2 separate regions of the Homo sapiens genome follow, and region 1 is linked to region 2. Evidence: chromatin loops called from intact Hi-C (ENCODE). Cell type or tissue: PC-3. All regions are shown on one strand. Each heading gives the region's core, and the rest is flanking DNA. Links, peaks and the distances in the headings are about the cores only. Region 1 overlaps SLC44A3-AS1 (SLC44A3 antisense RNA 1). Region 2 overlaps LOC105378861 (a long non-coding RNA gene).

Region 1 (10,388 bases), core at 1,459-9,458, 55 kb before region 2:
CCTCAGCCTCCTGAGTAGCTGGGATTACAGGTCCCCACCACCATGTCTGGCTAATTTTTAAAAAAATATTTTTAGTAGAGACGGGGTTTCACCATGTTGGCCAGGCTGGTCTTGACCTCCTGACCTCAGGTGACCTGCCCTCTTTGGCCTCCCAAAGTTCTGGGATTACAGGCGTGAGCCACTGTGCCTGGCTGTGATTTTTAAATATATAATGAAAACTCAACATTTTAATCAAGATTTACAAATTAATGAATAGCATGTGATTTTACCTATAAGTAATTAAAATAACACATTATTATGCACAGACATTTGTCTATTTAATTAACATCCTGATATATTTTAATATCAACAAATATAAAAGTAAAAACCTTTTCTTAAGAGTTCATTTAGCAAATGAGGATGCTGTAATATTTGGAGTCACTCACATGTGGTACTGAGTTTTATATCGACTATTCCACTCTCATGGAAGTGATGACTATGTGTTCACTCACACATAGTTCAGACTAGCATACAGTCTGTCCTCAGTCAACGTGTGTTGAGTGTTGCTGTCATTTCAGAGATAAAGAAATACAGACTCCAATGAGTTAGGAGACTTGGCCAAAGCACACAGCAAATAATGAGTAGAGTTGGTTCTGTGACAGTTTTCTGACCTCCTGGCCAGAGTATAAGCCACTACAACCAGCTAGAGCACAAGGAATCATTTCCTCCTACCCCGCTGGGAGGATAGCCTCATCACAGGGCAAAGACTACAAAGCTTGTAAGCCATGAATGATATCTAGAGATATGTGTTATGTCTGGATCTGGCCACTGCTTAGGACAACTTCGTGCATGTAAGTTTGGCCTTTTGCTAATTTGTTATCAGTTCATGATAGCTGGCAAGCAAAATTGGCAATATTTGATCACTTGGCTTAGTAATACTATTTTCTTTCCATTTCAAATATTATCTCTTTTTGTCTCACATTCTTTTCAACACTTGATAGCAGCAGCTCACGCTGCTGATGCAACACAGGTGAAGAGCACCTTCCCCTCCCCCACCTGTGGGCTGATTCCCACCACGTGGATCCCAAGGCCATCCCAGGAACTCTTTGGAGGGGAGAAGCCCAGTGGAAACTGTCAGGCCTCTGAGCACAAGCCAAGCCATCGCATCCCCTGTGACTTGCACGTATATGCCCAGATGGCCTGAAGTAACTGAAGAATCACAAAAGAAGTGAAAAGGCCCTGCCCCACCTTAACTGATGACATTCCACCATTGTGATTTGTTCCTGCCCCACCTTCACTGAGTGATTAACCCTGTGAATTTCCTTCTCCTGGCTCAGAAGCTCCCCCACTGAGCACCTTGTGACCCCCGCCCCTGCCCACCAGAGAACAACCCCCTTTGACTGTAATTTTCCATTACCTTCCCAAATCCTATAAAACGGCCCCACCCCTATCTCCCTTCGCTGACTCTCTTTTCGGACTCAGCCCGCCTGCACCCAGGTGAAATAAACAGCCATGTTGCTCACACAAAGCCTGTTTGGTGGTCTCTTCACACGGACGCGCATGAAAGAAACTTTTTCAGATGTGTGGTGATGTAAGAAATACTAGGAAAAGGGTTTTGGTAGAACAGGCATAGCAACAAGGTTATTAATGTTGCAAATTGGCATACATTTTAATCAATGACATCAAATTTAGCCACAATTAGAGAAAGTTTTTTTTAATCACAATTTTATTAAGAGGTTGGAGGTATATTCTCACAAGTTAAAGAATGTGGTCTCCAAATATCATTTTAAGAACTGTACTTTAAAGAAATGTTAGCATTCCCTTAATTAAGAAATGCATGGAATATATGTATGATGGGGGGGCGTATGTGGGTGTGTGTGTGGGTGTGTGTGTGTTGTTTAAATCTTTCTCACTCTGGGCGAGGCAAGTTTTCAAAGGCTGGGCTGTCTCTGGGTAGAATCATGCCATAAGTTGCTTTCTGCCTTGCCCCCTCCCCACCATTCAACAAAAGTCCTTGTGGACCTCCCATCAGCTCCCTTCTTCCTTTCCATTCCCTCTCCAGGCCCCATGCCAGCCCTCAGAGTTGTCCACCATAAAACATTCCTCTTGGGGCCTCAGCTGGAAATGGCATGTCTCCTTTGAAGTGATTAGGTCCCAGAATGTTAGGATCAGAAAAGACTTGAGGTTGGGCATGGTGGCTCATGCCTGTAATCCCAGCACTTTGGGAGGCCAGAGGGGGTGGATCACCTGAGGTCAGGAGTTCAAGACCAGCCTGGTCAGCCTGGTGAAGCCCCATCTCTACTAAAAATACAAAAATTAGCCGGGCCTGGTGGCGGGCATCGGTAATCCCAGCTACTTGGGAGGCTGAAGCAGGACAATCGCTTGAACGGGGAGGCGGAGTTTGCAGTGAGCTGAGATTGTGCCATTGCACTCCAGCCTAGGTGACAGAGCGAGACTCCATCTCCAAAAAAAAAAAAAGACTTGTGTAGATCCCACGAGCAAACACTTCTCGTGTTCAAAGTAAAGGGCTCAAGGACCAAAGACCTCGATCTTCTGGGGTGACATGTCAGGGCAGACTCTGAGAATCATGTCTGGGGGTCTCTAATGCTTTCCTAGGGCCCAGAAGAGCAACCCATGTGGACAACGCTGATAAAAGGAATCGGTCCTTGAGGTCCCGGCACCATCCTACTCTTTGCCTTGTCTCTTTCCTCCAGACTGGCCCTAAGTGCCTCTTCCAATCCACCCCTCTGAATGGGGCAGGGTGGGCCTACTCACTGAAACGTGGCTGTGCCAGAAGAGTTTTCCAGATTCAGACTGATGCAGGGGTGGGTGAATACTCTGACTTGCAGAAGATTGCCTGGGCTTGAGTCCTGATTGTCAAGAACAAATCCACATTATCATGAACACTTATTGGACCGGGCATGGTGGCTCACACCTGTAATCCCAGCACTTTGGGAGGCTAAGACAGGAGGATTGCTTGAGGTTAGTAGTTTGAAACCAGCCTGGGCAACACAGGGAGAACAAGTCTCTGCAAAAAATAAAATTAGCTGGGTGTGGTGGTTCATGCCTTTAGTCCAGGCCACTCAGGAGGCTGAGGCAGGAGGATTGCTTAAGCCCAGGAGTTTGAGGCTGCAGAGAGCTTTGATTGTGCCACTGCACTCCAGCCTGGGCAACAGGCAAGACCTTGTCTATTAAAAAATTATTTTTTTAAAAGGACATCTATTACAACCCCTTTAATTGTCAACCTGTGAGTTACTGGAAACTTACTATTTTAGGGAGACAAAAGGCTAAAAAGACAGTTGTTAATTCTCAGCACAATTCAGAATTTTTTGGTAGACATATCATTCTTTTCTTCCCTGATCCATACACATGTATCATTCACAACCTGAACCCTTCAATGGAGTCTCCTTGTTCCTAAGATAAATTCCAGCCCTATAAAGGCCCTCAAGATGGAGCCTTGCTGACCATTCTGGCCTCATTTTGTACCACTGACCCCTCTTTCTGTGTGCCTCAGCCCTCTTGTCTTCTTCCTAGGAGAGGCTTTTCCTCATCCCTCAGTCCTAGTCAAGCCCCCCATCCCCACCCCAGTTGCACACTCCCTTAGCAACTTGGCAACTTCTGAAGGATTTATACAATTGTAATTAAGCAATTAGTTGAGTAACTGGTTGAGCATTCACTCCATATTCCTGAATGACCACTCACAGAGATCATGGATTATCTCTGTCTTGTCCCCCAAGAGCTTATGACTGTACCTTGCATGTATAATGGGTACATAATATTGGTTGAATGAAGAATGGGGATCATGGTGGGGCTGCATGTCTGGCAACCACACTGAATACAGGGGTGGGGTCTGGCCCAGCTGACTAGCGATGGGAGCTGGAGGGACGCAGCCTGGGTGGCTTATGAGAGCAGCCAGTGAACAGGCTGCCAGGCCAACCGGGGAGAGGGAGGCTAAACCTGGAGCATCTCATGAATAGGCCTAGGATATCCCTGCTGCCTGGGCCCCTCCCGGGATGACCACAGAGAGGACTCTGGAATTTGGCTTTCTGGCTCCATGTTTTTCTGAGCAACACAAGATTTGGATGAAAACCAGTTTAGGAGAAAACACAACATTATTTTATTCCTTGAAGGTCTGGGAAATCCTCTTGAGGAACAAGACAATTTGGGGTGGTCAAACTCATTCTCCACACCACATGGCCCAGAAGGGACCCTGGTCACCCATGGGCATTAGGGTATTTCTGGCTCCAGTTGAAAGAACTTTGCTGGCTTTGGAGTCAGGAAAACAGGTTCAAATCTGTTTTTCCACTTGTTAGCTGTGTGAACTCTGGCAAATGACGTAATCTCTCCTTGAGCTTTAATATTTGCTCTTATAAAATTGGGTATAATTACTAGGTTAATACAGGAATTAACAGATCATAAGTAAAGTGCCTGACCTAGAGGAGGCACTATATGTAAACAATCATTAAAATTACTGATGGTTTTATTACTATGTTAGCTTCTGGAGGGACTTTGGCTTTGATTCCTGTAACTTTTGACTTCTTTTAATGGGGATTGAATAAAAACCCATTGTGAATAGGTGTTAAAGCTGCTAGAAAGTTTGATTTCTCAGATAATAGAAATCTTCCTTTTAACAGCCTTTTATTCCTATTCAATGCAATTGCAACTCTGATCCAGAAACTTTATGGTTAGGATTACCTCTAGCAATTAATGTTCTCTCCAATGAGTGGGAAGGGAGGTCACCTCCACTCTGCTGTCCCAGAGATGACAGGAAATGCTGCACTGAGGTGTTGAGCCCAATTACTAGGTACTGTTAGGAAGAACACACAAAGAGGTGCACATTCCTGAGTGATGAGTGTGGGGCATTTTGTTTATCCACTCCTTACAAGGAATAAGTTATCGCTGGTTCTGCAGAAGGTCACTGTTATTTCTCTCTCCCCAAGTGGCTGTAATCAGCTTTTTCCTCAGAGGGATGGAACCATGATTAAACAGGGTAAATATACCAGCACTTAACATACCCAGCTATGAGGATATTGATAGACCCTTGGAACAGAGCTGGAGTTTTTGTCTAATCCTACCGACTCTCAGAAGACAAGCCTCCCTTGAACCCCAGAGGCAAGGCAGCCTGGGAGCCAGTCACAAAAGTTGGCCTGGTAGGAAGAGCTGGAGTTGTTTTTTACCCCGCCACAGGCCATTTGTTCCTTTCTTCCCTTTTCCTTCACTGATAGCCCTTGAGCACCGTGGTGTTGTGCAGGTGGTCCTGCAAGGAGCAGGGGACCCAGAAAGTGAGGGGTGATGCCTTTCCTCCTCTCAGAACGATCAGCCCTTTACACTCAAAGGAGCATGTAGATCTCAAGGCCACCCCTGGGATCTCTAAAGCTCAAGCCTCACCTCTGTGCTGAAGCCCTTGTCCTGTCCACCTCCTGTCCTTGGGACTCCCACTGCACCAGCTTGCACTCCATGCACAGTCTGATGCTTGCTTTTCTATGGTCTTTTGTGGTTTGTGATGCGTTCATGGGTGTTGGTCTGGCCTCCTCACCAAGACCACATCCTCACAGGCAGGTACTATGGCTTCCACTTCATGTGTGACCCTGCAGGGCTCAGCCCAAGTGCAAAAGTGCGGAGCATTAAAGGGGTGCTCGTTGAAAGCTGATTGATGGATTGATGGAAAGTGGGTTAGGTTTGTTTGGTTTTTGTTTTTTTGAGACAGAGTCTTGCTCTGTTGCCCAGGCCAGAGTGCAGTGGTGCCATCTCGGCTCACTGCAACCTCCACCTCCCGGGTTGAAGCAATTCTCCTGCCTCAGCCTCCTGAATAGCTGGGATTACAGACACATGCCACCAAGCCCAGCTAATTTTTGTATTTTTTTTTTTGAGGCGGAGTCTTGCTCTGTTGCCCAGGCTGGAGTGCAATGGTGCTGTCTCGGCTCACTGCAAGCTCCGCCTCCCGGGTTCACACCATTCTCCTGCCTCAGCCTCCCAAGTAGCTAGGACTACAGGCACCCGCCACCATGCCCGGCTAATTTTTTGTATTTTTTAGTAGAGACAGGGTTTCACCGTGTTAGCCAGGATGGTCTCGCTGTCCTGACCTCGTGATCCACCCACCTCAGCCTCCCAAAGTGCTGGGATTACAGGCATGAGCCACTGTGCCCAGCCGGATTAAGTTTTATAAGACCAAAAAGCCTGGATGATCACCTCCTTCACATAGTCTGTTAAGAACAAGCCCTATGGAATACTATTCAGCCATAAAAAAGAATGAAATCCTGTCATTCCCAGCAACATGGATGGAGCTACAGGACATTACGTTAAGTCAAGTAAGCCAGGACCAGAAAGTTGAACACCACATGTTTATTCATATGTGGAAGCTTAATAAATAAATAAAGCTATCTCAAAGAAGTAAAAAGTAGAACAGCATATACTAGAGGCTGGAAAAGGTAGGGGGAAAAGAGGGATGGGGAGACATTTGTTAAAAGGTACAAAATTATAGCTAGCTAGGAGGAATAAGTTTTGGTGTTCAATACCACTGTAGGATGACCTAGCTAACAATACACATTATATAGCTTCAAATAGCTAGAAGGAGGATATTGAATGGTCCCAACACAAAGAAATGATAAATGTTTGAGATATGGACATGCTGATTACCCTGATCTGTCACCATTTATTATATGTATAGAAGCATCACTACATACTCTGTGAATATGTACAGTTGTTATTTGTTAATTAAAAAATAAATAAAATAAAAGTTAAACCAACGAAACGAAACCAAACCAAAAGAGCGAGCCAGAGGTAGAGAGCTGGTCTAAAGGCACCTATGTCTCTTCCACGCAACACTAGCCCCTAATTGTCCATAGAGCTGACCAGACACAAGAATTCCACTCTGGATTTTTCTTGCAGATGACCATTTAAAAAATCCATTTTCCATGTCCTCCTCCAGGCTCATGGGAGCCCATCGTTACACGGTACTTCCTGGGCTCCATAGTGTGCCCAGCACGGCACTTAGAACTCAGTGCAAAGGAGCAGGGCTGCCACCTTGCCCCAAGGACATTCTGTGTCATCCAGGGGTGAAAATATACACTGAGAGGCACCTCCTTGCCATCCCCACATCCCTCTTTCTTCTATCCCTCAGGCCTTTGTAAACCTTTTATCATCTATTCAATTTCCTGCTATTGCTTTCCAGAGCCCAGGAATGAGGACCAACTTCCCAATCTCCCCTTTCTGGTTCTCTGACATCTTTCACAGACCCCCTTGTCTTTTTGGCTTTCATTGTTAATTGCCATAGGAGCAAATAAGAACAGGCATGGGAAAGTTGCAAAGGTTCCCAAAGATTTACTTTTCTCCCCTGCTGATGGAAGTTGAGTTGGTACAAATTTTCTGGACAGCAAATTTCCACTACTGCCTTAATAGCTCATAGACTGTAGCTCTTCCCCCTCCTTCAGGTCCTTCACGACCCACCGACCCACCGGAAAAGGGCAGAACCAGCATTGGGCGGAGTCAGGGAAGTGCCCCCACCTTGCCCAAGGGGCGCTCTCCTAGCAGGTCTTGCACAGGCCTGAGAGGGCTGCCCAGTGGATGCCAGGACTGGGCTGAACAGCTGCAGTAACCTGAGGCACTGATGTTTAGGAACTACAGCATCTGAAACCCCAATGTTAAAAATGGGAATTTTCTAATATTATTGAGGATCATTTCATTGATGGTCTTAGAGAAAGGATCTCTACTTTGACTGGTAAGAACATGAAGGAGCTTAAGAAATTTCCAAGACAGTTGGCTGCTTACGTAACTAGAACAATTGGAGAAGCTAGGAAATGCCCACATAAACTACGTAAGGGCACCTATTGCAGAAAGAAAGTTCATCATTTTTTTCCAAATCTCAAATCTTTCCTATGGAAAGGAACATTCCTCTTCAAGTGGGGGCTGTGGGCATGACAAGTAAAGAAAATGAACTGGCTTGTGCAGGCCACCTGCCAGAAAAATTACACCATGATAGTTAAATATATCTGGTTAACTCCAGTGATTCTGATTTTTTAGACAGCCTATTATCAAAATATGGCGGGCTTTCCCTAAGGTTTCGCAGGACCATGAAACAGTTGCACAAGTTCTGCTGAACATGAATTTGAGATTGAAAGTAGCTTTAATTTTTTGCAGAAAAAGATGTGTGAGTGAATTTGTACCTTATTTGGTGAGGATAGGAGATCTTGGAGTTTGGTGGATTGCCTTCTCGTGCTCACCAATAGTTTACAGGAAGAAAAGCAATACACCTTACATGGCTGCTGTATAGATTTGGTACCACTAGCAAAGTCACTACTTAAAAGCAAATTTGAAGAAAATATGTAATAATTGGTTTAAACTGGATTCAATCAGTCATTAAAATGTGGTGGTCAGGATTATAATCAAACAAATTATAATAATGGAAATATTCAGATTTTAAAACAATGAAGTGTATTGTGGGAACAGGGAAGCCATCTGGGAAATACTGCTATTATAGCCAAGGATATAAACACTCATTTGTAACAGTGGCATTGAGAGATTACAGCTACTAAAGAGTGTTTTGTTATTCAAAGCATCTCTTGACTATATGACTTCCAAGAAAATGTCTCGTCAGAATTGTGAACTATCGGAGAAATCAAAACCACTTTTGTCTTTAAAAAGCCACATAATGAACCCACTAATGAAATTCTAACAATATACTTCATACTGAAGTAGAAAAATACCCAAAAGGAACAGCTTCAACTTCAATTAGGTGGAAGGATACTACAAAGATACTTGAACTTTGGTGCATTTGGGATTTATGTGGTTATTTGGTAACATTGTTTAGGAACTACTGGGTCTTAATGCAGTCCTGCATATTACATAAGCGTATAATTTATACTATATGAAAAAATAAGACAAGGACTTATTACTAGGAACCATAAAGACCAATCTTAGTTAATTTTTTAAAGATTATATTCTATAAGAAAATGTGTGCAGCCATTCTCTTATGTTGAAAAGGCTTTGAAAGTTTAAAAAATTATGGCAAATAACCAATATTAAAATTGTTTTTCTCACAATGAGATATTGTGCATGCAAAAAGCCTTAAATGTTAATAAGCTGATGTGTTATGATACCAATATCTGTAAAATATTTGCTTGATGATAATCCTGACCACCACATTAAAAAAAAATTTAAAACCATCATGCTTCTGCATGTTCAAAGGTAAATCAGAGGAATTAAATCAGAGGTTTATATTCATGAAGAATGTTGTCACTGAAATGTTTTTCACATCATTTTCACAACTTGAGAATATTTTTATCATCTGATTTTTTTTTTGGCCAGGGTCATTATGTTATGTAGGCATGTGTTATCTCTAAATAAAAGGAAAGAATTAATATGTATTTTTACGAATGCTCAACTAGAAATGTCTATGGAGTTGGCTAATTTATACACATTTAATTAGATATAGATTTCTAATATTTTCAGTTCTGTATAATTTAAGCTTTCTTTATTTAAGTAAACTTATTACTCTTTTTTAAAAAGTTCATGTGCTTTGATCAGTCGATTCATCTGCAAAATTAGGAATAAAAAGAAAAATATGAAATAATCAGAAACACAAAGAATTGTATACAATGAAATTAAGACAGAAAATATTATTATTTTGAAACTGTTGAATATGATGTTTTTAAGAATTTTTAATTATATAAGAAAATGCTCAAAATATAATGTTAGGTGAAAAAAGAAAACAGCACACATTCTCAACCACAAAATTATATGTGTGTGACTATATAGAAGTATGTGTGCATCTGTGTGGATGTTATGAAATTAAAGCATATCAAAATGTTAATAGTGATTCTTTTTGAGTGTTGGGAACACAGACAATTTTTATTTTCTTTTTTATGGTTTTCTGTGTTTTCCAAAACATCTACCATCATAGTTTTCCACATGCTCAGGAAAAAACCTCATGTGAAAAGAGAAACACATGTTTAGAAAAGTTCCTTACATAATAATTGCTAGCAAGAAACAGAGTGATTACTATATCCAGGGGCTTTATAAAGGTATCTTGTGTGGTCTTCACAGCAGCACTGGGAGGTGGGTGTTAGTGCCCCTGTTTTCAAGACCTAGAAGAGTCCCAGGCTCAGGGAGATTAAGTATGTTGTCCAAAGTCAAACAGCTTTTGTGTCTGGGCCAGGATTTGATGCCACACCTGTCTGATCAGAGGTGGAATTATGGACGTTCTCGGGTACAACCTGCTCCACATTTCCTTGCCAAGCGTAGAGCTCACTCAGCAGCCTTCATCCCAGGGAAGGTGTGAGCAGCAAATGAGAGTACATAGGTTCATTTAGTGTGTCTACGGTGTTTTTAAACTATGACATGTTGGATTTCAGCACCCAGACAGGGACCCTTAAAAGACCCCTGTAGAGTCCCACCTCATTTTAATGAGAAGT
Region 2 (10,388 bases), core at 802-8,801:
ATTGGTGTATTAACCCTTGGATGTAAACAGGGACTTTTTCATCCTCAACACTGAGTCTTCAGGGCTGGAAGACAGACTGGTACAAGTTGGAGTTCAATAAATACTGGTTGAGTAAGTGAATAAGCAAAGCTCCTGGAGAGCAGGGCCACCTCTGCCCCAGTCCAGGGGACACAGTCAGTTCTCAGTAAGCACCAAGAAAGCAGGTGAGGATGGGAAAAGGAGAAGGAAGACAGGGAGAAGAAGAAAAGCACTATTCAGATTTCAACTTGACAATACTTATTTAGTGTTTCTTTGGTGCTAAACAAAGTGACACATATCTCATTTAATTCTCACATCCTGTGAAGTAGGTAATTTTAGCAAGAAAGGAGAAATATAAGGATGGTAGGCAGAAATGTGTTTGCATTAATTCCTTGATGCAGTCTTTACTTACGACAGAAAAAAGGCTATCATTAAAGATATGGACTTTGAATTGCTTATCTTTATGCAACTAAGCCACAAGAATTTTGTGTTTATTTTTTATGATTCAAAAGCATTAATCTTACAAGCTGTATAATTTGTATTTACTTTTGCTATATCTTCAAGATAAAGGATTCATTCTACCATCCACTGCTCCCCCAATCCAGCTTTTAAAAATCCCCCATGTAGTGATTCAGTTCATGGAACACCTGTGAGTTCCCTCTACAAATTGCTGCGTCAGTTTTTCTGCGGAAGGAGTCTTTCTAAGGATGTGTCCAAACTAAAATACCATTTTATAATAGCATTAAAACAGCATTTTAATCACTTGATCATTTTAATCACACAGCTTGCAAGACTCAAAATCTTCATAGTGTCCTCATCTGAAATTTTGGGGGCCCCTAAAACAATTTTTTTTGAAGTTGTCTCTCCTTATTAAAAGAAAGTACTCTTCAGTGGGTTAAGCTCCTCCTCATCTAACAAGGCATAAGCTGGTTGTTCTGTGGTTAAACCTGAGTTTACACAATAAGGATGTGGCTACTACCACAGGGTTGTGCAAAACAGGGGAATCTTACGACGTCTCGGCTTTGGGCAGGGTCCCAGTTTATGTGACAAACCCCAATCCAACGGCTCCCTATACCACTGGGCCAGCTGGCCAACCTGACTGGTCCCTCCAGTCCTCCCTCTGCGTACCAGCAGGACCTCATAAATTCAGGTTGGGGTTAGAATTAGGATTAGCGGTCACCCTCTTGTAGCTCAGACCCACTCGGTGCTGAAGCAGCTCCACGGGCTGCTTTCCAGAAGTGTCGAGGCTCTTAAAGGGCTAGTAATACTCAAATAATAACATGCGCCTAGCCAGAGACATTTAACCCCTGAAAAGTGTCAAGGATAATGGAAATGATAAACCCATGTCACTTCTGAGAGATATTTTGGGGGCTCATTTCTTTCTTTGTGTCCTGATGAAAGGAAAGGCAATTTGCATATTCTGCTGAACCCTGATTCTCAACCACCACAGTGTTCTGGACACTAAGTTGCATAATAGGAAATTTAGGGGAGACGCTTTCCCCTTAGAGCCTTCCTGCTGCATCTGCCACAGTTATCCCTTCAATAAACAGCCCCTCTCCATGTTATTTAAAACTCAGAAGTGCTCTCAACAACTCACTCCTGATCAATTATATGCCTAAGGTGAAGTTGGGCATGAGCAGGTATTTTGTAGTGAAATGAACTACCATTTGTATAACACATTGTATTTATGATACAGCTTCATTCTCAGCCCTGGGCTGGGTATTATTATGACCATTTTTGTTAGCGGGCAAACCCAGGTATAGAGGGGCTGATAACTTGTCCAAGATCATACAAGGAGAAGAGAAAGAAATGGAACTTGAATTCTGATCTTTGGACTTCACATTACAAGCAAGCAAGGCTAATCAAAGCAAGCCTAAACAAACCCAACTGTCACTCGGATGGAGATCCTCTAATGCCAACACCAGACAGAAATACCACATTCTTGCCCAGGAAAATATACTGGGGGTACTTATGGCTAACAGAATTATAGGATGATGACAAATGGGTCCGCTGAAGACAGGGGTAAACACCCAACAAGTTTTGGTAGCCTCAGAGGGCAGTGCATCAGAATGATCTGATAACTGGCTTTCATACAAATGCTCTTAAATCAGCAGGGCAAATGGGATCTGATACTGCATTCTTGTTTCACAAGGCAGTGGGTTAGCTGGAGATTTGGGAAACTCTTACATCAAAAAATGATTAACACAAACATTAAGACCCTCAAGAGATATGATTTAAATACTGGAATATTTTATTTCTCTGAAATGCCTCATCCCCTGATGATCCCTGACAAATCAGATGCTACTATATAGATCTGCTGATCTCTCAGATCTAAGTTTCAGCACAATGTTCAAAGTTGCAGCTTTAAACAATGACAAAAAAATTACAGTTAAACTTCTCACAACCCTATATTGTTTCAGTCTAGGAAATGAAAATAAAGTCTGCTTTTACCCAGTGAGCCTCTAAAATTCCCAAATCCTTGGTAACAGATGAAGTAACTGACATAACTTGCTGCTTTCATGTGCATAAAACATCATTTTATTTTTTTCAGTCTCCCATGCACCAGGTTTTCAGTGAGTACCAAAAAACTAAACATATTTTCCAGAGTAAAATGTAGCATATTCCCAATTCTTAAGGCTCCTCGGAGGATTAAATGCTATTTAATGGACAGGAGAACTTGTTCTGATAAGTTTCTCAGACACTGCAACAGTGTAGGTGGAAGTGGCAGAGAACATGAGGGATGCAGTTGTCCACCACCCCGGGTCACCCTCTCAATCTCCTCCTTTCCTCCAGGAGAGGAGGCTGGCTTTCCAGGTGCCCTGGGCTTGGGCAGAGGAAGCTCTTGTCCCTCCCTGCTCAGTGCCCTGCTCAGCTACCATTCAGGTGAGGCTGCCCTGCTCCTGGGGAGTCAGGCTAAGTCTAACCCACAGAGAGAGAAGCTGTATCTGGACAAGTCTCTAGAGCCTCCTCCCCAGTGACCTTGGCTAGTGACAACCTATTCAGATGGGAACAGAACTATGCTCATTCCACACTTTGAGCTTTTCCCATGGAAATTTGTCATCATCTAACTATAGAATGTCTGTAAATGGAAAACTGAAAATGCCGATAATAAGCCCTCTCTATTGTGACTTGTGTTGGTGTTTGGCCCTCTTAGAGAATGTCTGCTGCTTTATATTAAAAAAAATATGTATATATATATATATATATATATGACAGAAAGGGAAGCCTATTATGTTACCCCCTTTCAAAATTTTTTGATGACTTTCTCCTTTCTACATAATAAAGCCTGGGGTTCTTATTCTAGCATGTACAGCCTGCTGCGAGCTACTTCAAACTACTTTCCCAGTTTTTTCTCTCATCTCATTCCACCCCATCTCCATGCCCATGTCCATTCTAAAAACATGCACATACACACTACACACACACACCACACAGCCTCCATAAACTCCAATGGTTCTACGTTAATTACTTTTTCTCAGGCCCTTTCTGCTCTTCTTTTCTTTCTTTGGGGTGCCCTTTGACCATTTCCCCAAGTTACTCTAATCACTATTCCAACTGCTCCTCCAAGCCAAGCTCAAATGCCTTCTGTTTCCTGAATGTTCCCCCAACCCCCTAGGCTGATTGCCCACCTCACTTTACCTTTTCCGGGGCCTTGCCGTAGAGTTATCTGTGTACACATCTATGATCCTGAAAGTAGGACCCTGTCCACTCAAGTCTGTATTGCCTCGGGCCTATCTGGGGTCTTGCATAAAGTAGATGCTCACTAAATATTAGCTGAACCACAAATCCACCACTCTCAAAGAGAAACTGAGGTCAGGGACCTGGAAAGAAATAAAAATGGCTCTACTTTTTACTCCTCCTGATGATTTCAACACTGACTTTGAAATTTTTCCTCTCCGCTCCGGCTTGCAGGCTGCAACAGGCTTCAGTACCAGTGACCACTGGCTAAAGCCAGGTGGCAGTGAAGATTCAGGCAGTTAGCTGAGTCCTCCAGGCTCCTGGCAAAGTAACTGGAATTGCAGGAGAGCCAGCCGGGAACCCTACAGCCACCTCCCAAATTTGAGGGTGGACATTATGCTAAGCTCCCACCCTTCCGGCCCCCCACCCTGTCCTTACTACTTGCCTCTGGGGTATGCAGTGTCTTCTGCAGACAGGGCACAACTGAGAAACTCTGGGCACGCTATTTCACACCAAAAGCAGAAATTGCTGGTTGTTTGGTCCCAAAGCCATTCTTTACTTCCTTCGTATCAGAAGCCCGGATTTTTAGTGGGGTAAATGACCTCCCACAATAAACACTACATTTCCCAACCTCCCTTGCAACTAGGTCTAGCCATGTGACTAAGTTTTAGCTGATGAGTTATAAGTGAAAGCAATGTATTCGACTTTCAGGAGGTGTTCTTGAAAAAAGCGAGTGCACTCTTTTTTTGTTCCTTCTTCTTGCCTGCTGGCTGGAACATGGAGGGGATTGCGGGAATCAGACCATAAAGTAGAAGCTAAAGGCCGGGCACGGTGGCTCACACTTGTAATCCCAGCACTTTGGGAGGCTGAGGCTGGCAGATCATGAGGTCAGGAGATCAAGACCATCCTAACCAACATGGTGAAATCTCGTCTCTACTAAAAATACAAAAAAATTAACTAGGCATGGTGGTGTGCGCCTGTAGTACTAGCTACTCGGAAGGCTGAGGCAGGAGAATCACTTGAACCTGACAGGCGGAGGTTGTGGTGAGCCGAGATCGTGCCACTGCACGTGCCACGTGCCACTGCAGCCTGGCGACAGAGCACGACCCTGTCTCAAAAAAAGAAAAAAAAAAGGTAGACGCTAAGGCTGAGAGCAACAAGACAAAAAGGGCTCATGTCCTTCCACTACATAAAATTGTATAAGCTCTGAATTGTCTATTGACAAACTTCTTTCATATGAAAGGGAAATATAGTTCTATCCTATTTTAGTCATTATTACTTTAGGTTTTTCTGCCATAGGCATCCAAACCTAAACCAAAAAGAAACATTCCTGAGCTCTGATTTCTTTCTATGAAATTTCCAATGTCATGGAGTTACTCCAAACGTTAAATGAAAAATCTCTTTACAAAGACTCCTAAAATTATAGCTTGACACACAGGTGTGGTGGCTCAATTCCAGCACTTTGGGAGGCCAAAGCGGGTGAATCGCTTGAGCCTAGGAGTTTGAAACCAGCCTGGACAACATGGAAAAACTCTACAAAAAATACAATAATTAGCCAGGCATGGTGGCACACACCTGTGGTTCCAGCTTCTCAGGATGCTGAGGTGGGAGGATCACCTGAGCCTGGGAATTTGAGGCTGCAGTGAGCCAAGACTGCCACTGTACTCCAGCCTGGGTGACACAGTGAGATCTTATCTCAATAAAAAATAAAAGTAAAAATAAATAAATAAATAAAAGACTCGTAAAGTTACAGCTGGACACCTGGGATGTGATTAGTAAATACCTTTTTTCTAACTCTTTTCTTTTCCAGCTCAGGTTTGAGAGATTTTGCTGTGACTTTTCCCAGGGGGCTTTATCATGCGTGTTCTCTCCAAAATTCTCTCCTGGTTCACTATAAGACACAGCATCTGGTGGAGCTGAAATAGCAACAGCTGTTACTCATGGAGAGCTTGCCACACGCTGGACCATACAGTCACTTTACACGGAAGATCTTACCTCATTACTATGACTGTGCAATGTGAGGTGAGCAATACCCTCATTTTGCTGAGGCAGAACCTGAGATTCCAGGGAGTGAAGTACTTTCCCAAGATTACACAGCTCATCAGCAGCAGTGCTGGGATTCAAATCTAGGTCTGGCCAGCCCTGGAATCCATGCCTTTGACCACATTGCTGCCTCTGCTGAAGGGCAGAAGACTTGGGAAAGCAGGAAGATTTCCCTGCTGCTAACCCTGCTTCCACCTCTGCAATCACCCAAACTGACATCAGGACCCTCTTCCAGCCCCTTTCTCCACAGAGGGCAGAGGTGTGTTCATGAATCTGCCCTCCTCAGGCCCTTAAATTTTGTAAGAATTGTTGCAGAAAAATGCTTTCATTCATGGCTGAGTCTGAGACTCTGTCCTCTTTCTAGTGATTTTGATGCCACTGCATAAACATACCTGTGAGATGTGTGGTTTTTGTTTTAAATAATTTGAAATTATTGGAATGTAACAATCAGCATTTGGAAAGTTTTATGTAACGGGATATTAAATTGAAGCTTTCATGAGGCACAAAACACAGTATGTTTGTAATCCCAGACTAAGAAGTCAAATCTCCATGTTTGCTTCAAAGGAAAATTCAGAAAACCTGCTCCATAACTGTTAAATCTTCTCACCACTTAGAGAATAAAAAAGGGCCAAGAGGGCCTGGTGTGGTGGCTCACATCTGTAATCCCAGCAATTTGGGTGGCCAGGGGGGTGGATCACTTGAGGTCAGGAGTTTGAGACCAGCCTGGCCAACATGGCAAAGTCCTATCTCTACTAAAAACACAAAAATTAGCTGGGCATGGTCACACGTGCCAGTAATCCCAGCTACTCGGAAGGCTGAGGCACAAGAATTACCTGAACTCAGGAGGCAGAGGTTGCAGTGAGCTGAGATCAAACCACAGCACTCCAGCCTGCATGATGAAGTGAGACTCTGTCTCAAAAAAACGAAACAAAACAAAAAAAAAACAGTGCCAAGAGGGTGGCAAGGAGAGAGGATTCTATGAGGAGGATTTATGTGGAGAATGCTGTGCTATGGGCCCATCCCCTCTATTCCCTGAGGCAAGGAAGATTGCCTGCTTCCTTGGCCCCCAAAGAGCTTCATATATGACCCCTATAATTGGGGAGAAAGGCCTGACTCCCACCTAGGATCCCACAGGCTGAGAGCTGGACCGACCTGCTGCTTTGGAAGCCGGGTCAGCAGATTGCTGTCTTGGCAGGGCCGGCCAGCACCCCTGGTTTGTTGGGGCAAGGGCTGTGCAGTATTGTAACGATGGACTATAAGGAAAGACACCCTGGCTTGGGTCAACATGGATGTTGTCCTGAGGGCCTCCTGCAGGGGCTGAGAGATCCCCATAGCAAGAAGTTGGAGGTAAATTCTTGGGACTGAAGAAGGAATGCCAGCAACCCTTCAAAACAGAGATGCCCTGACTTGGGTCCGACAGCACTGCCGAAGGCACTACCTGGTGGGGAACCTGAGAATTGCTCATGAAAGTGCCCCAAGAGATGGAGGACAAGAGGCACTAAAAGGTGAGGCCAGCTAATGACAATCCCCACTGAAGTGAGACTTTTCCCCTCTTCCCTCCCCATGGGCCAGCCCCACTTGGGAGAAGCCAATCAGACCACCACCCAGTCCTCCACAGCCAGCAAACAGCCCTCTGCAGGCCCTCTGCAGGCCCTCTGCAGGGTTTGACATCTTATCGGGATCCAAGTATTGATTGCTCTCTTACAGTGGACTTTCTAATTGCTGAATTAAGTCAGTATTTGCTGCTTAAAAACACCCTGGAATTGTCCCTTACCTAAGAGTAAGCAAAACATCTTGGAACCTGCTTAGAGTTCTCGTCCAACATCAGGGAGAGATCACCAATAGTAAACACAACATTAAGGAACATGAAGGCACGGTGGAAGACTGCAAATAAAGACATGTGTTGATGACTTTAGGACTTGCTTGTGCAACATGCTGGCAACTCTTGTTTATATGTAGATTCTTGCACAAACACAGCTGCATGGCAGTAAATCAGGAGGGTCTCCGGTGTCACATCAGAGGGAGCCACTTGATGACAGGAGGAATGTGCCTGTCTGAGTCAGGAGAGGACGTATATCCTCTGCAAAGGGAGAGGCCCCTCTTTTGTCCATTTTTCCTTTGGGCCAAGTTTGTTCCAAGCCACAAGGAGGTCTGGCAAGGAGCCTCTGTGGCCGCTGGAGGCTACACCCAGGCTCCTTCAGAAGCAGACCTGGGGCGGGGCACAGTGGCTCACACCTGTAATCCCAGCACTTTGGGAGGCAGAGGTGGGTGGATCACTTGAGATCAGTAGTTTGAGACCAGCCTGGCCAACATGGTCAAACCCCATCTCTACCCAAAATATAAAAAATTAGCCAGGCATGGTGGCACTCACCTGTAATCCCAGCTACTTGGAGGCAGGAGAATCGCTTGAACCCGGAAGGCAGAGGTTGCAGGGCAGCACTGCACTCCAGCCTGGGCAACACAGTGAAACTCTGTCTCAAAAAAAAAAAAAAAAAAAAAGAAGCAGACCTGGACCAATAATCCTGAAGTCACTGACATAATAGTCCTGAGAGCATTTGAGGTTATGACCCGGGAACTTCAAAGTGTTCACCGAGGTCCCTCCTGTAGCACTTACCAGAGTTTCCTCCCTTGGAGGACTGTGTATTCCTTCTTTCTCTGTCGGGGATAAATCCATCGTTTCCTTGGAGAGAGGAACCCTATGCCTCTGAATTGCATTCAGGGAAGGGTCATAAAAGGAATCACTGTTCTTCCCAAATGCCTTGGCTTGTAGCTGTCTCATTGCCTCTGTTCTACATGAAACGCTTCCATCTGGGCTGCCACTATGACTGCCACCACCAGGTAGCCCCTGGGGCTCATTTGGACAGGGCATCTGGACAGGTGCGAGCAACATGTTTATCTCACCTGAAACAGAGTATCTTCTAAATGTTAGGTTAAAATAAAACAGAAATAAACTGGGAGAAAACAATCTACCCACGGAAGGAGGTGCAGAGCACAGGGCTGCTATTTGGGAATGACCAGCCTCTGGCCATACATTGACTGCACTGCAGACACAGCTCCTGGACCTGGCTCCTCACTGTATTTCAATAATCCTGAAGGACCACACCCCAAGCCTAGTTTTTAGTCCAGCAGGACAGAGTTTGGGAAAGGAGGAAGGAGTCCATGCCCCTCCCAGTTTAGATAATAGAGTTGCTTGCATACTCTTCTGGGAAGGCAGTATTTTCAAAGTGGAAAAAAGACTCTAACTGAGATGTCCATCCACAAGAGAGTCTTTCAGTCTCTCTCATCATTTTAAGTGACTCTGTTTATTCATTCAATAGACATCTACCAAGCACCTGCTGGCCAGGCTGGGTTAGGCACTGTAGGTCTGGAAATAAATAAGGTACAGCTTTTGCCTCTAAGGCAGTGGTCCCCAACCTTTTTTGGCACCAGGGACTGGTTTTGTGAAAGACAATTTTCCAAATTTTTTCACAGATAGCAAGGTGGGATGGGGGGATGTTTCGGGATGAAAACTGTTCCACCTCAGATCATCACGCGTGAGATTCTCACAAGGAGCGCACAACCCAGATCCCTCGCATGCGCAGTTCACAGTAGGGTTCGCTTCTGTGAGAATCTACTGCCGCTGTTGATTTGACAGGAGGCGGAGCTCAGGTGGTAATGCTTGCTGTCTTGCCCGCCACTCACCCCCCCGCTGTGTGTCCCAGTTCCTAACAGGCCACGGACCGGACCCCTGCACTAAGTTGCTCGCAATCTAATGGGCCAGACAGTTGTGTACAGAGAAGGCCTGAAGGAGAATGTAGCACATTGGGCTCCCCAGAAAACTGTCTCTGAGACAGAGTTGGGCATCCAGACTGCCCTTGGGTTCAACACCTGTGGAACGAAGAAGGAGGAAGCAGCGTGGGCAGAAATGCTAAGCTGTGATACAGGCTTGATGAAGGCGACCCCACAGGGAGCTCTGTCCCTTCAGAGTTGTGCTGGGTTAGATAGAGATAGCCTTCACATGCTACACTGATTCATCACTGGATGTGGGCCACCAGACAGGGGCCTGACATGGGCAGCTGCGGGCATCCTTGAGGAGCTGACAGCCAAAGGTCATCTACCAACAGCACTTCTAGCAACGGGGGCAACAAGTTCTGCAATGAAGGAGGATTCGGGAAGTGCAGTGCAGGGCCCACCTGCCAGGCGAATCGCCCTAGGGAAGGAGGAGGAGCAATCAGCTGCTGGGAAGACTCATGAAGGCTCTACTGGGAAGCATCTTAGAGGATGAGAAGAGCTTTCCAGGCAGGAAAAGGCAGAAGTAAATTTGAGCTAAGGTGCATATGGACTACCGTCGCCTGGTGGGCGAAGAATGGCATCCTGAGGGGCGAGTAAAAGAACACAATTCCTTCCTCACCCCGCCATACTTTGGCTGCACTCCAGACACAGCAGTGTCCACCATGAAGACTTGACTCCATCCCCTTTCCTGAAGCCAGGAAGCCTCGGCATGTTCCCGAAATACTTGATGAGCATAACAGTGTGGATAAACATTTAGTAAGCTGCTGTGGCCAGAAAGAAATCCAATCATGATCAGCTGGAGAGGAACCCAATAGGATTTTTAAATTGGCAAATATTTAGTTGTTAATAAACACCAGCACCTGCCTGGCTGGCTCCCG

What was found. Peaks named below come from ENCODE experiments on the same cell type or tissue, not always from the same donor. Only the 100,000 strongest peaks of a DNase experiment are listed, where the experiment ranks them.
Region 1: a loop joins it to region 2, with 2.3 times the contacts of the local background. A loop is called at or near these places in 5 of 110 quality-filtered maps.

What each region holds. Positions count from the first base shown.
Region 1 is chr1:94,648,648-94,659,035 of GRCh38, reverse strand. The region is part of intron 3 of SLC44A3-AS1 (SLC44A3 antisense RNA 1); the gene reads left to right. It also overlaps the pseudogene KATNBL1P2. Among named protein-coding and RNA genes, the nearest start is that of MIR378G, 92 kb to the left of the region's middle. In PC-3, for the core only: no CTCF peak of the experiment used is centred there; a DNase peak (open chromatin) is centred at 4,835.
Region 2 is chr1:94,593,228-94,603,615 of GRCh38, reverse strand. All of the region lies in intron 1 of LOC105378861 (a long non-coding RNA gene), which reads right to left. Among named protein-coding and RNA genes, the nearest start is that of MIR12133, 55 kb to the right of the region's middle. In PC-3, for the core only: a CTCF peak has its summit at 3,939; DNase peaks (open chromatin) are centred at 1,015 and 5,705; H3K4me3 peaks cover 855 bases; H3K27ac peaks cover 824 bases.